3 separate regions of the Homo sapiens genome follow, and regions 1 and 3 are each linked to region 2. Evidence: chromatin contacts called from ENCODE Hi-C or POLR2A ChIA-PET data. All regions are on one chromosome and are shown on one strand. The core of a region is the stretch at or near the end of the contact, and the rest is flanking DNA. Distances in the headings are between cores, read along the strand shown. Region 1 overlaps LOC102724861 (a long non-coding RNA gene). Region 2 overlaps LINC00607 (long intergenic non-protein coding RNA 607). Region 3 has its middle 100 kb from the start of FN1.

The links. A loop is a pair of places that touch in the nucleus more often than their neighbours do. ChIA-PET counts read pairs that join two places held with the same protein, here RNA polymerase II (POLR2A). Pooled maps may share reads with other maps.
Region 1: a loop to region 2 is called in a map with no recorded cell type, with 27 times the contacts of the local background. The contact joins two enhancer-like sites. A Hi-C loop is called at or near these places in 17 of 37 single-sample maps with no recorded cell type and 10 of 50 pooled maps. POLR2A ChIA-PET finds 5 or more read pairs at or near these places in 3 of 52 experiments (activated CD8-positive, alpha-beta memory T cell, activated T-cell and activated naive CD4-positive, alpha-beta T cell).
Region 3: a loop to region 2 is called in a map of PC-3, with 5 times the contacts of the local background. The contact joins two enhancer-like sites. A Hi-C loop is called at or near these places in 4 of 168 maps with a recorded cell type or tissue (Calu3, HCT116, PC-3 and 1 more) and 6 of 50 pooled maps. POLR2A ChIA-PET finds 5 or more read pairs at or near these places in 2 of 52 experiments (activated CD8-positive, alpha-beta memory T cell and activated naive CD4-positive, alpha-beta T cell).

Annotation. Positions count from the first base shown.
Region 1 is chr2:215,552,977-215,557,041 of GRCh38, reverse strand. The region is part of intron 1 of LOC102724861 (a long non-coding RNA gene); the gene reads right to left. Among named protein-coding and RNA genes, the nearest start is that of FN1, 120 kb to the right of the region's middle. Within about 2 kb of position 2,206, at least 2 of the 41 ENCODE cell types and tissues checked have a DNase peak (open chromatin) inside an H3K27ac peak, as active enhancers do.
Region 2 is chr2:215,826,428-215,830,683 of GRCh38, reverse strand. All of the region lies in intron 1 of LINC00607 (long intergenic non-protein coding RNA 607), which reads left to right. Among named protein-coding and RNA genes, the nearest start is that of LINC00607, 15 kb to the left of the region's middle. Within about 2 kb of position 1,988, at least 3 of the 41 ENCODE cell types and tissues checked have a DNase peak (open chromatin) inside an H3K27ac peak, as active enhancers do.
Region 3 is chr2:215,535,659-215,539,512 of GRCh38, reverse strand. No RefSeq gene overlaps it. Among named protein-coding and RNA genes, the nearest start is that of FN1, 100 kb to the right of the region's middle. Within about 2 kb of position 1,657, at least 2 of the 41 ENCODE cell types and tissues checked have a DNase peak (open chromatin) inside an H3K27ac peak, as active enhancers do.

The sequences.
Region 1 (4,065 bases), core at 957-3,456, 270 kb after region 2:
GGGGTTGGAGGGACACAATTAAGCCAATAATAGACACCCATTGGCAGATCTTTGGATTCACCTAGTCAGTGGTGTTATTGTTTTCTTTTTGTTTGTTTTTTGGTTTGTCTGTTTGTTTTTAAGACAGAGTCTTGCTCTGTCGCCCAGGCTGGAGTGCGATGATGCGATCTCGGCTCACTGCAAGCTCCACCACCCGGGTTCACGCCGTTCTCCTGCCTCAGCCTCCCGAGTAGCTGGGACTACAGGTGCCCACCACCACGCCCGACTAATTTTTTTGTGTTTTGTAGTAGAGATGGGGTTTCACCTTGTTAGCTAAGATGGTCTCGATCTCCTGACCTTGTGATCTGCCCACCTTGGCCTCCCAAAGTGCTGGGATTACAGGCATGAGCCACTGCGCCCAGCCCCCAGTGGTGTCATTGTTTTAATCTGACATTCTGTGTCATTTTTACCCCTTGTTTCATAATCATTCAAGTTGACTGTAAGTGACTCCAAGGTGGCAATGATCACACTCGGCCAATTCTAGTAATATAGGTAGAACCACAGTCAGATGGCAGTTCTGACTCCTTCCACACTCCCTCATCTCCCTTTCTTAGCCATCATAGATGTTTGAGAAGGCAGCAGAGATTCTCCATAAAGAAGGAACAGATGAAGGTGGAAAAACAAGGTTTTGCTTTGATAATATATATCAGTGGCAGCTACATTCTACAGAATAAAGACCAAAGAAGAAAATGTAAAATTTTTCTATGTACACTCCTGATCATTTCACTTTTAGAAAATTTGGAAGCATTTGGTTAAAATGTAGTCATTTTTGTTGTGTATCTCGTAAGCACAACCTGGGTATCACATGGTAGGAAAATTGGGCTCCTGGCAGGGGAAGGGCCTCTTTACTTCTTGTGCCTATGCAAGGACCCTGAGACCCATTTCTCCTTGGAACCAGAAGGGCCCTGAGAGCTCACCCTAGCCAACCTATTTAACTCCACAGGTAAGGAAGCTGAAGGCCCTGGAGGAGAAGCTTGCCGGAGATCATAAATGTGTAACACAATGAAGACTGCAATTTGGACTCACAACTCCTACTCCAGTGCTTTTCTCACCACATCATATTGCCTCTTGATCTGTGATGTTCTGGTCTGGATGGCTCTGTTTCTGGAGGTGTTTGTTGTCAAATTACTAGCACACTGTTCTCATTGTTCTACATATATATATAAAATATCTCAATTATATATATTATAAATAATATTAATATATATACACTACTCTTTACATTTTCTAAATATTAGAATATATACAGTATAATATATGTATTTATAATAACAACAATATAATTATATTGTGTATATGTGGTATTAAACATAGAGTCCCGCTATTTTGCCAGTCTCTGCCCATGTCAGGGGCAGCCAGTCTGTACAGTGTCCTCTCTGGCTACTCATTAACTCTCCATCACTCACTCCCACCAACCCCTTGTGCAGGATGATCACACAGTGTTTCTCTGGTAGCCCTAAGAAAACCATGCATGGCTCTATCTCGTCAAGGTCTTTCCTTGACTACAGTGCTTTGCATCTGTTATCCTGTTTGCCTGTTTCTTCAGTTTCTAAGGATAATTTAGTCCCTAACTAATTGCCTGCACTTAAACCCCTTGAACACAGTGTGTTTCCCTGGTGTTTCTCTATTTCCCTGGTCTTCTGAGCAGTGCTTTGTCCTGAGACTCTTTCTTCCAATATAGACTGTCCTGTGACCCTACTGTGATACGAGAATCCAAAGGGAGGCAATTTTTAATCAACCAGTACAGCACACGGGAGGAAGCCAAGGATTTCTGGCTGAAGATACTTCTTTACGGTCTTTAATTCTGAATACATTTTTCAAGCAAAAATGGAAAACGATACACCTTAGTTTTAGGTTTTCATACTTGCTAATTTTATTTCTTCTTTTTTTCATTTGTAACATTATCCCAGTTCCTCCCAACCCTATGGCCCTAACCCAACAATTACCCTCTGGATTCTCTATCCTTTGGTTTCAGCCAATAACCAAGTACAGGAAAGGCAGCTGAGAACTGAACATAAAATCATTAGATTGCTACAACACACAGTCACTGCCAGATATAAATACCTTAATGAATTCATGGTTCATTGCTTAAAAATTCAGCTAGCTTCAATCTTGTGTTTGACATATACATTATTTCCTCTTAGTCATGCCAAAAGCTGAATTTGGCTTTAATTCAAGCTATGCTTGAATTATACTGAAACATTAGAATCTTGAAGCTACCTTCCCGAAGATCTAAATGTGGGCATGGATTTGGGGCAGACTTACTTCAATGAGTCCTGGTATGGGAGTCAATCTAAATTTCTCATGAAAACCATGCAGACATTTGTTCGGGTCATTTATCAGGAAGCGAATCTTTGGCATAAAAAAGATATTCTGAGAATAAGAAATTCAAATGGCTAATAATAATATATCTCACCCTAAAGCTCTCCAGTAAGACTTTCGTACTTTCCCACTGATGAAATATGTCAATGTTCAGGCGTGTGCTCGGAGCTAGCAGGCTGAGCAGAGAATAAGTGCCACTTGCTGGGATACCCTCAGTTTAGGCCATTTGCTTTGCTCTTCATAGCCTATCTGTAAAAGGCTATGGATTATACCCCACTGATTTGAAGTTAAGTCTATGGACTGTCTACCCTAAAAAGTCTAAGTTTTAATACAAGGAGAGATATTTAGTACAGTAAAAACGCAATGCAAAATGAACCTGATTCACCTATGAAAATCCATTCCTTTGGATATTTTTCTTAACTTAACATTATGCAATCCTAGTTATATTTGCCTACAAATTACCAAGTAACCATAGAGGTGATGTCTTATGGTGATCGAGAGAGTGCCCTCTATAGGCCGAGCCCCTGGAGCAAGTCCTGCCACTTATTTGCTTATCTAACTTCTCTGTGTTTCAGTTTTCTCATCTGTAAAATGGAGATAATACCTTCTTTTTTGTGGGTGTGAGGATTGATGAAGTGAATACATGAATAGTGTTTAGAACATGGTATTAGAGCAGGTACCATGGCTTACCTGGTACACAGTAAGCACTATACATACACAAACTTAACTGATATAATTAATCTACTGGATAGTCTACATCTGAGCTTTAATGAACCATCTTAGTATCTTATTATTTTCTTATGCATTAATGTGAAATTATATATAGACTACAAATTATCTTCACATGGGCTGAAATTAATTACAGATTTTTTTTTTTTTTGAGATGGAGTCTCACTCTGTTGCCCAGGCTGGAGTGCAGTGGCATGATCTCAGCTCACTGCAACCTCCACCTCCCAGGGTTCAAGCAATTCTCCTGCCTCAGCCTCCCTAGTAGCTAGGATTACAGGCACCTGCCACCATGCCTAATTTTTGTATTTTTAGTAGAGACGAGGTTTCACCATGTTGGTCACACTGGTCTCGAATTCCTGACCTCATTTGATCCACCCGTCATGGCGTCCCAAAGTGCTGGGATTACAGGGGTGAGCCACCATGCCCGGCCAATTTATACATTAAAATAATATATCATGCTAATATTCTACATCTGGCCTTCCCAATGATATACAACATATTTTTGAAGTTGCAAAAACTATGTGGGGTGGCATTATTGGGGTTCTAGCAGTTACAGAGTTGGGTAGAGGAAGGTAGAGTCAAGGGAAATAAAAGCAATCAAAGACAATATTTGTCAGTAGCTACCAACAATCTCCAGGGGTCTATTTGTACAGTCACCTCCCACTGCACCTCCATGGGTTCTAGGGTACAGCAGGCTTCTCAAATAGGGCTTCATGAAGCCAGTCACTGCAAAGGAAGTTCCATGGGGAGACGGGGGCTAACAATATTGAATAAAATACCAACATTTTGGAAAATACATTTAGGAATGGCCTTGATTCATAAAATTAGAGAAACCACATACTGCATATTTATTATTTTTAAGTCTATCCCAGAGGGGAATCAAATCAAAGAGGACTTGTTTTTATTAAATAAAATCCTAGAATTTGCTGCTAATCAAGGCCTATAAAAACAGTCACAGGATTGGAGGTTCAACTT
Region 2 (4,256 bases), core at 739-3,238:
AGTCACTCAGAGATGTAATGAAATATTCAGTCCTATTTTACTTCCCAATAAAGAGCTTGGAGAAGCTTACGGACTGTGCAGTAGGTGTCCTCACATGCCCTGATAAGCAGGGAAGAATGGCTGGTCGTTGCCCATGGTACATATGACCTCATTGTCCCAATTGCCCTATGAGTGGCTGGACTGCTTAGTCATGAAGGTGTGGTCCAAGCAGTGATCTGGAGGCAGGGAAATTAAAATGCAACAGTCCAGCTGGGACCCTTCTGCCGTTACACAGTGAAGCTACTGGGAAGCTGTGTCTTTGCGAGGTGGGGGAGTCTGAAGCTTCATTTCATGTCCCTGCTATGGTGTGAGGCCTCTCTCTCTTTCCAAAGCTAATTATTTGGAGCCATTGTGAACTCCCACTTTCAGGCGATTTGAGTTCCAACAGTTTATTTCACTGTCAGTTGTTCTGAACTTAAAAATAATTTTTCTACCAAAAATAATAAAAGGAACGAAGGGTCAGCTCATAGAAATCAACTTAAATTCAAACCTAGATGAACTAATGTACATTTGCAATGAAAAGAAGCAGAGAAATCAAATGTTATAGTTTAGGTATGCAGACTGTGTTTGCAAATCCATTAATTATAACTGAACATAACCAAATTAATAAAAATAATTTCTTTTTTCTACAATATGGCTTTGACGATGGCATTTTTAATTAGAGGAGGAGAGGAGAATGTTGGAGACTTGTGGAGATTATCCAGGGGGAAATTCTCAGCACATTTGAAGCCTTTAGAAGTTAAGGAATAATTTTACTTAAAACTTTAGTTTGACACCCATGTTTTACTAGCATTGATCAGCCACCCCAAGGTTCATTTTTAATCACAAAGAAAGAATACGGAGCCTTGAGAGCGTGAAGGATCACGCCTGTAGTCCCAGCGACTCTAGAGGCTGAGGCTGGAGGATCACTTGAACCCCAGAGTTCACGGTTACTGTGAGCTGTGATTGCACGACTGCACTCCAGCCTGGGCATCCTAGAGACACCTGTCTCTATAAAAACAACAAGAAAGAAAGAATGTGGGGAAAAAGAGGATGGGTATCTTGGGTCAGTTTCCTGGAATTCAGACTCTGAGATAGTGTAGTTGACTGGGGAGCCGCTCTGAATCAACCCCTGTGGAGTAACAGAAGCAGAACTGGAGAAGAGGAGATGCAGGTACCGCAAATGACTTGGCTGATGGCAGGGCAGCCCTGAAGCAGGCACAGTCCTTCAGTTGTCTATCTCCTCATTGATCAGTGAGTGGATAGGGGCCACTTCAGGAAAGGTGTGACTTGGAGCATGCAACTCCCCCGCTGAGAGCAAATCCCACGGACGATGTCTCCTGAGTACCACGGTCGCTGATACGGTTTGGCTGTGTCTCCACCCAAATCTCACCTTGAATTTTAGTTTCTGTAATTCTCATGTGTGGTTGGGGGGACCTGGTGGGAGATAATGGAATCATGGGGGCAGTTTCCTCCCTACTGTTCTCGTGGTAATGAATAACTCTCACGAGATCCTATGGTTTTATAAGGGGAAACCCCTTTCGCTTGGCTCTCTGATTCTACCCTGTCTGCTGCCATGTAAGATGTGCCTTTTACCTTCTGCCATGATCGTGAGGCTTCCCCAGCCACGTGGAACTGCGAGTCCATTAAGCCTCTTTTTCTTTATAAATTACCCACTCTTGGGTATGTCTTTATCAGCAGCATGAAAATGGACTAATACAGCCACTAACACCACAGCCATTGGTGGAATTGGTTTCGGTCCTGAAATCGCAGTATCCACTCTAGCGCCATATTTTTTTTCTCTCAGGTAACTGGGCAAGGATGGGAGAAAAGAGGAAAAACTGTGTTTATGGAGGTGTGTAAAGATAGGGGGAAAAAAGACAAGCTGTGGAGGAATTAACCAAATTGAGCTTTGGAAGACAGAGGGCAGCAGGGAGCAGCTCTTGCAACACCTTTCTGAGGGGAAGAGGAGGTGAGAGGGAAGGCCCGGCTCAGGCTACAGGCTGCTCTTGCCAGAACAGTTGAGCTGCTGGTGAGGATATGCTGCCCTAGGGGAAGGAGGGACAGTAGACTGACCTGATATTCAAGGCAGGGAACAGTTGATGACATTTTATATTCTACCTTAGGGGGTCCTGCACAGAGAAGCAGGTGAGGGCTGCTATGGTAATTCCCAACGTGTTTTATTTATTTTATTTTATTTTTAATATGGCAATACAGATCAGTTTTGTTTTGTTTTGTTTTGTTTTTTTAACATTTTGCATCTTTCTACAAAGTGTTATACGGGCAATTTTTCTTTTCTTTTCTTTCTTTCTTTTTTTTTTTTTTTTTTTTGAGACAGAGTCTTAGTCTGTCGCCCAGGCTGGAATGCAGTGGCTTGATCTTGGTTCACCAGGTTCAAGCGATTCTTCTGCCTCTGCCTCCCAAGTAGCTGGATTACAGGTGTGCACCGCCATGCCTGGCTAATTTTTGAAATTTTTTTAGTAGAGATGGGGTTTCACCACGTTGGCCAGGCTGGTCTCAAACTCCTGACCTCAGGTGATCCGCCTGCCTTGACCTCCCAAAGAGCTGAGATTACAGGTGTGAGCCACTGCGCCTGGCCTAGGCAATTATTTTTGATGCCAAAGTAGAATTAATTGTTTTCATTAATTTTTAAATTAAGGCCAGGTTTGATGGCTCACACTTGTAAATCCCAGCACTTTGGGAGGTTGAGGCCAGAGGATCACTTGAGGCCAAGAGTTCAAGACTAGGCAACATGGTGAAACCCCCTCTCTACAAAAAATAATAAAAAAAATTAGCTGATCATAGTGGCATGCACCTGTAGTCCTAGCAACTCAGGAGGCTGAAGCAGGAGGATCTCTTGAATCCAGAAATATGGGGTTACAGTGAGCTATGATGGTGCCACTGCACTTTAGTTTGAGGAATGGAGCAAGATCCTTTCTCTAATAATAATTAATAGTAATAATAAGTTTTAAAATTAACTGTGCTTTAAGGATTTTTGTGATACCTTCCTAGACATCCTGTTTATTGTTGCAGAACTGATTGGATTCTCTTTCATAGAGCTCTGACCATAGAGGATACAAAGCAAATAAATAGAACAATCCTTGCTTTCAAAGGAGATTTTGATACAATTTTGAAAAAAAAAAAAAGAATGCAAAGTATGCTGCTCTTCCTAATGCCAAGGAGTATTTTACTTTTTAGCAAAAACCTTCTCTTAAATGTGGAGAACACTCAGGGGGAGGTGGAAGAGAGAAAGCAGTGAACAGATTCATCTTCCCTTCTATATCTGAAAGGATAAGCAGGCTGTGCTTTCCAGAGTGAGTTAGCATGCTATTTTATACAAATTCTGGGAAATGTCGGGCGTTTAAGTGTTGCTTTCTTGTTTGTTTAGTTTTCACGGTACTCCGGAATGTGTGTATCTCAGACATTTGAAAGGCATTCTGTAACCTATATTCCAGATATTATCCCTTAGTCATCTTTTGGGCTAGTCTGTCTGTAATTGATGAGTGTGCTTTTGAAATCCAGGGTTATCTTTGTTTAGGAAATAATTAATTGCTTGACATTGATGACCCTATTTTGTAGTTCTTTGTTCTATTTTGTAAATTTAAAAATGCTTCTTTTATCTTTGTATCGTTAACTTTGCCTTTATTACCTGACGAATAGCATATTTGCTGCTTAGGCAATGACCTCTGCAAATCAGTGTTTGGTGGGAAGGGCAAAGAGAACATGTAACTGTAACCTGAGGAGGAGTTTTTCTTTATCTCTTGTTCCGCTCTTATAGACTCCAGCGAACCACTAGAAGGAGCCTGTATCAGCCACTTTCCAATTCTTTGCAGTGATTATGTTTGAAGCAGATATTTATGTTTTCATTCCTGTTGATATCAGTGGGAATACTCTTGATAAACATAAGATGTGGGAAATATTTATTTCTGGGTCCTCTATTCTTCTTTCAGAAACCTTTCTCTCTCTTTTTTTTTTTTTGTCCACTCCTTCAAACTCCAGGCTTGCCACTTCTTAGTGGCATGACTGTCTCCTTTGCCCTTCCCACCTAGACCACGCCATAGCTTGTGGGTCAACCTCCTCACTTGGCTTTCCTGGTACCTCTGCTGTATAAACTTGCTGTTTTGGTTTCACTGCCTCAGGGCCTTGTTAGAAGATTTGCCAGTTCTTCTGATAAACCAGTCCATGCAATGCTGTTAATAGTTGATCAAAATCAACCCCAAATATGCCTCCCCTAAGAA
Region 3 (3,854 bases), core at 408-2,907, 290 kb after region 2:
CAGGAGACCAGTAAATATGTTAATGCAATAGACCAGACAGAAGATAAAGGTGGCTGGGACTCAGGGATGATAAAGAGAAGTGGGTGGTGTGAAGTATATTTATTCATAGAACTTATTTGGGGGTGGAGAGGAGGTAAGTGAGAAGAAAGCACAAAGATGACTCTGGCTCCCAAGTTTATGAAATAAGCAACAGCATGAAAAGAGTTCTCTTTCTTCAACTTTGATGGGAGCTTGGTTGAAGGGGAATAGGGAAAGTTAATTCTGATGTTAAATGTTTGCATTTTGAAACATCTTAAACAGTGAGAAGAGAGGTAGGAAGCCTAGGCTTCAAAATGGTGGGTGAGGAATTCACAAGAAACTCTGGGCTAGGGAGTTCCATTTGGGAGTCACTCATTTGAGCATTTTAGACCTATGCCATGGAATTAAAGTGCTAATTTTGTCTTCCACTGTCCCACCAAAATATATTCGGTGAGTGAAGTTCTCCATCTGTAGATGAAAACATGGACCACAACCATCGTAAGATATCTTTGTGCTTTTCTAGACATAAAAGATGTTTGCAACTGACTCTTCTTTGGGTACTTTCATGGATTCTTTCAAGAGCGCTCATTACTGGGAGCTTCCTATCCCTGAATTGTCACTTCCTTCTTCAGGTGTCAGCACAGTTGGGTTCTAGTGAGGACTTGTCTTCCTTGCTGGATGATTGCTTTCTCTCTGGGTCCTCACATGACAGCATGACAGAGAGAGAGAGAAAGAGAGATTTCTCTTCTTTACAAGACCACAGTCCTGTTGAATTAAGGGCCCACTCTTATGACTTCATTTAACCTTGCATCCTACAGACCCTGTCTCCAGCTACACTAGGAATTAGGGCTTCGACATATTAATTTGGGGGGAACACCAATTCAGACCACAGCAATGGGAAACACTCATACAGCCATTTCCTAAACAAACTAATGACCATCTCTCCTTTACTCCTGACAGCGGAGCAGCCACTGGCCCTTCATTAAATTTCCAAGAGAATTCAGACACCTGACTATTGTATCCCCCAATTCACATATGCACAGCAAAAATTTATTTAATGCAAAATTATACAATGATTTTCAGCCACAACAATAATATTGTACAAGTAAATACAAATAAAGTATCATTTTTACTAATCTATTAACAATAATTTTAAAAAGTTAAAAATATCTGTTGTTGATGAGGTTATGCAGAAAGATGCATTTTTGGAACTTTTTGAGGACCTGTAAATTGATACAACTTTTTATAAAGCAATTAGGTGATATTTATGAAAATATTGAATTGACATACCTTTCGCCCAGTTCTCAGAATTTAACCTCTAGTAATACTTTTTCATAAGAAAGTCCTTGCTGCTTTACTATTACTTGTAATAGGAAAGAAAGACAGACAGAGGAGGGAGGGAGGGAAGGAAGGAAGGTAGAAGGAAGGAAGGAAGGAAGGAAGGAAGGAAGGAAGGAAGGAAGGAAGGGGAAAAGGAAATCATTTATGGCAATCAGAATTCTGACAGGAAACAACTCAGTTCAAGTTAATAAAGTGACTAATTTATGAGATGCTAACATGGATAAGGTGGTGGTGTTCTGGTGCACAATTCTTCCCATCGTTACATTTGGTGACCTCAAGTTGGTATCCTGAAATCAGAAACTGCAAAAGTATTTATACCCACAGAAATTGCCAAATCCTAAACATTTACTGGTTATAGGACTTTGTAAGAGACAGTAAGTCATGCAGATTAGCAACAGCTGGAAGCCATCACCACCTCTAGGCAAAGAAAGGAACTATGTTAACAGAACCAGAATGGAGGCATGGTGAAGGAATTATATTTAGAACAGCTCCGTCACTTCCAGAAAATGCAGCTCAGTGAGGAAGGAAATGGAAGAAATATCATGACCTCTTTCCCCCAACCCCAAATCCGCCATGCTTTCTATTGGCTAAACCCGACCAGAGGCCAAGGTTCAGCATCCTAGAGCATAAAGAACTATAGATTAAAGCAGAGAATAAGCTGTGAAGCAGGCAAGCAGACAATAACCAGCATGTTATTCAATATCCATCAAGAAGGAATGAGTTATACACATTGTAGGACATTCATTAAAATGAATTATCGTGCATATATGAAAATGAATGATGCAGATCTGTGCAGGTTTCTTTGTATCATTATTAAATGATAAAAAGTAAGTAAAGAGTAAGTTACAGAAAAGTATGAGTTTTTAATTCTATTTTTGTAAAAACTATATAAATACATATACTTTTTTTCAGAAGCCAAACAAAATATTTAGAAAAATATACATGCCAAACTCTCTTTTTTTTTTTTTCTTTTGAGATGGAGTTTTGCCTTGTTGCCCACGCTGGAGTGCAGTGGTGCGATCTTGGCTCACCACAACCTCTGCCTCCCGGGTTCAAGCTATTTTCCTGCCTCAGCCTCCCGAGTAGCTGGCATTACAGGCATGCGCCACCATGCCCGGCTAATTTTGTATTTTTAGTAGAGACGGGGTTTCTCCATGTTGGTCAGGCCGGTCTCAAACTCCCAACCTCAGGTGATCTGCCCACCTCGGCCTCCCAAAGTGCTGGAATTACAGACCTGAGCCACTGCTTCCAGCCCTTGCCAAACTCTTAAAGTGATTACTTTTAGAGCATGGGATTGATCAAAGAGGACTTGCACTTTCTACTTTCGATTTCTAATTGTTTGAATTTATAAACATCTATTTATAACTTTTTAAAACAACAAAGCAGTCTGTGTCTGTTTTTTCCTCTCAAAGCATAATGACACTAGGATTGGCAATGCTTTCATATGTGTCATCTAAAAGGAAGAATTATTTTTTCCCCTTCAGCTATGTCCCCTGAGGATTCTTCTAATTGTTCTGTGGAATGTGGAGATGTCTGTGCATTACGTGACTATCTGAAAATCAGCGATTTCAGGTAGTCATTGAGGGAATTATCAACTGAGGGGTGTGCATCAATTCACGTAAAGACATTCTATAGGACTCGAGAGCAAATTTTTGGTGAAGTGGCAGAGGTGTTTTTAGCACTGTACCTACAATTAAAGCATCATGAACTGTAGGAATAGGTTTTAAATTCTCAAGCTCCACTATAGGTTTTTATGTATTGCCTTTGTTTCTATTTAGCCAAAATAGAGAAATACGATGATAATTATTGAAATTTCAATAACCCATCCCCAGTATTTTTGGGTAATGTGTTTAGAAAATAAAGCATTTTGAAAAATGATTCCCACAACACAAAATTATTTTACCAACTAAAACTAATAAAGCTTTTATTCCTGATATTGAGTGCATATAAATCATTCCAGTTAGGGCCCTTTTTTGGCAAAGTTAGATTTTTTTCTATAGACAAGAAGGGCCATGTAATGTTTATTAGATATATGAACAAAAATAATCAGTGTTTTCAAAGCCAACAATGCTTCTGAACTTGAATATATTTAGATTTCTGAGACGGCTGAATTATAACCAACATGGAAAAGAAAACATCACTAAACATTCTTTTGACCAAAATACACACTCCACCCTTCAGCCACTTCCTCATGCAAGCATGTGGACATAAATGTTTATTTGCCTGACCTTGTCTGCTTGTTAACTAGTCATCATAGCTAATTAGAGGACTCCAGGTCTAGTTTGCCCACACTTATCAATGAAACATTGTTAACAGATTCTAGGAGCAGCTATGATAATTTTATCATCACCCCATCATAAGTAAACATCATGAAAATGAAATATTTTCCTCTAGAGATTTATTACTGAAATGTCACATAATGCAAAGCAACTATCGAATGCATCTACTGGATAAGTCAGGTCAAATGAAAAATAACAACTACTATTAACATTAAC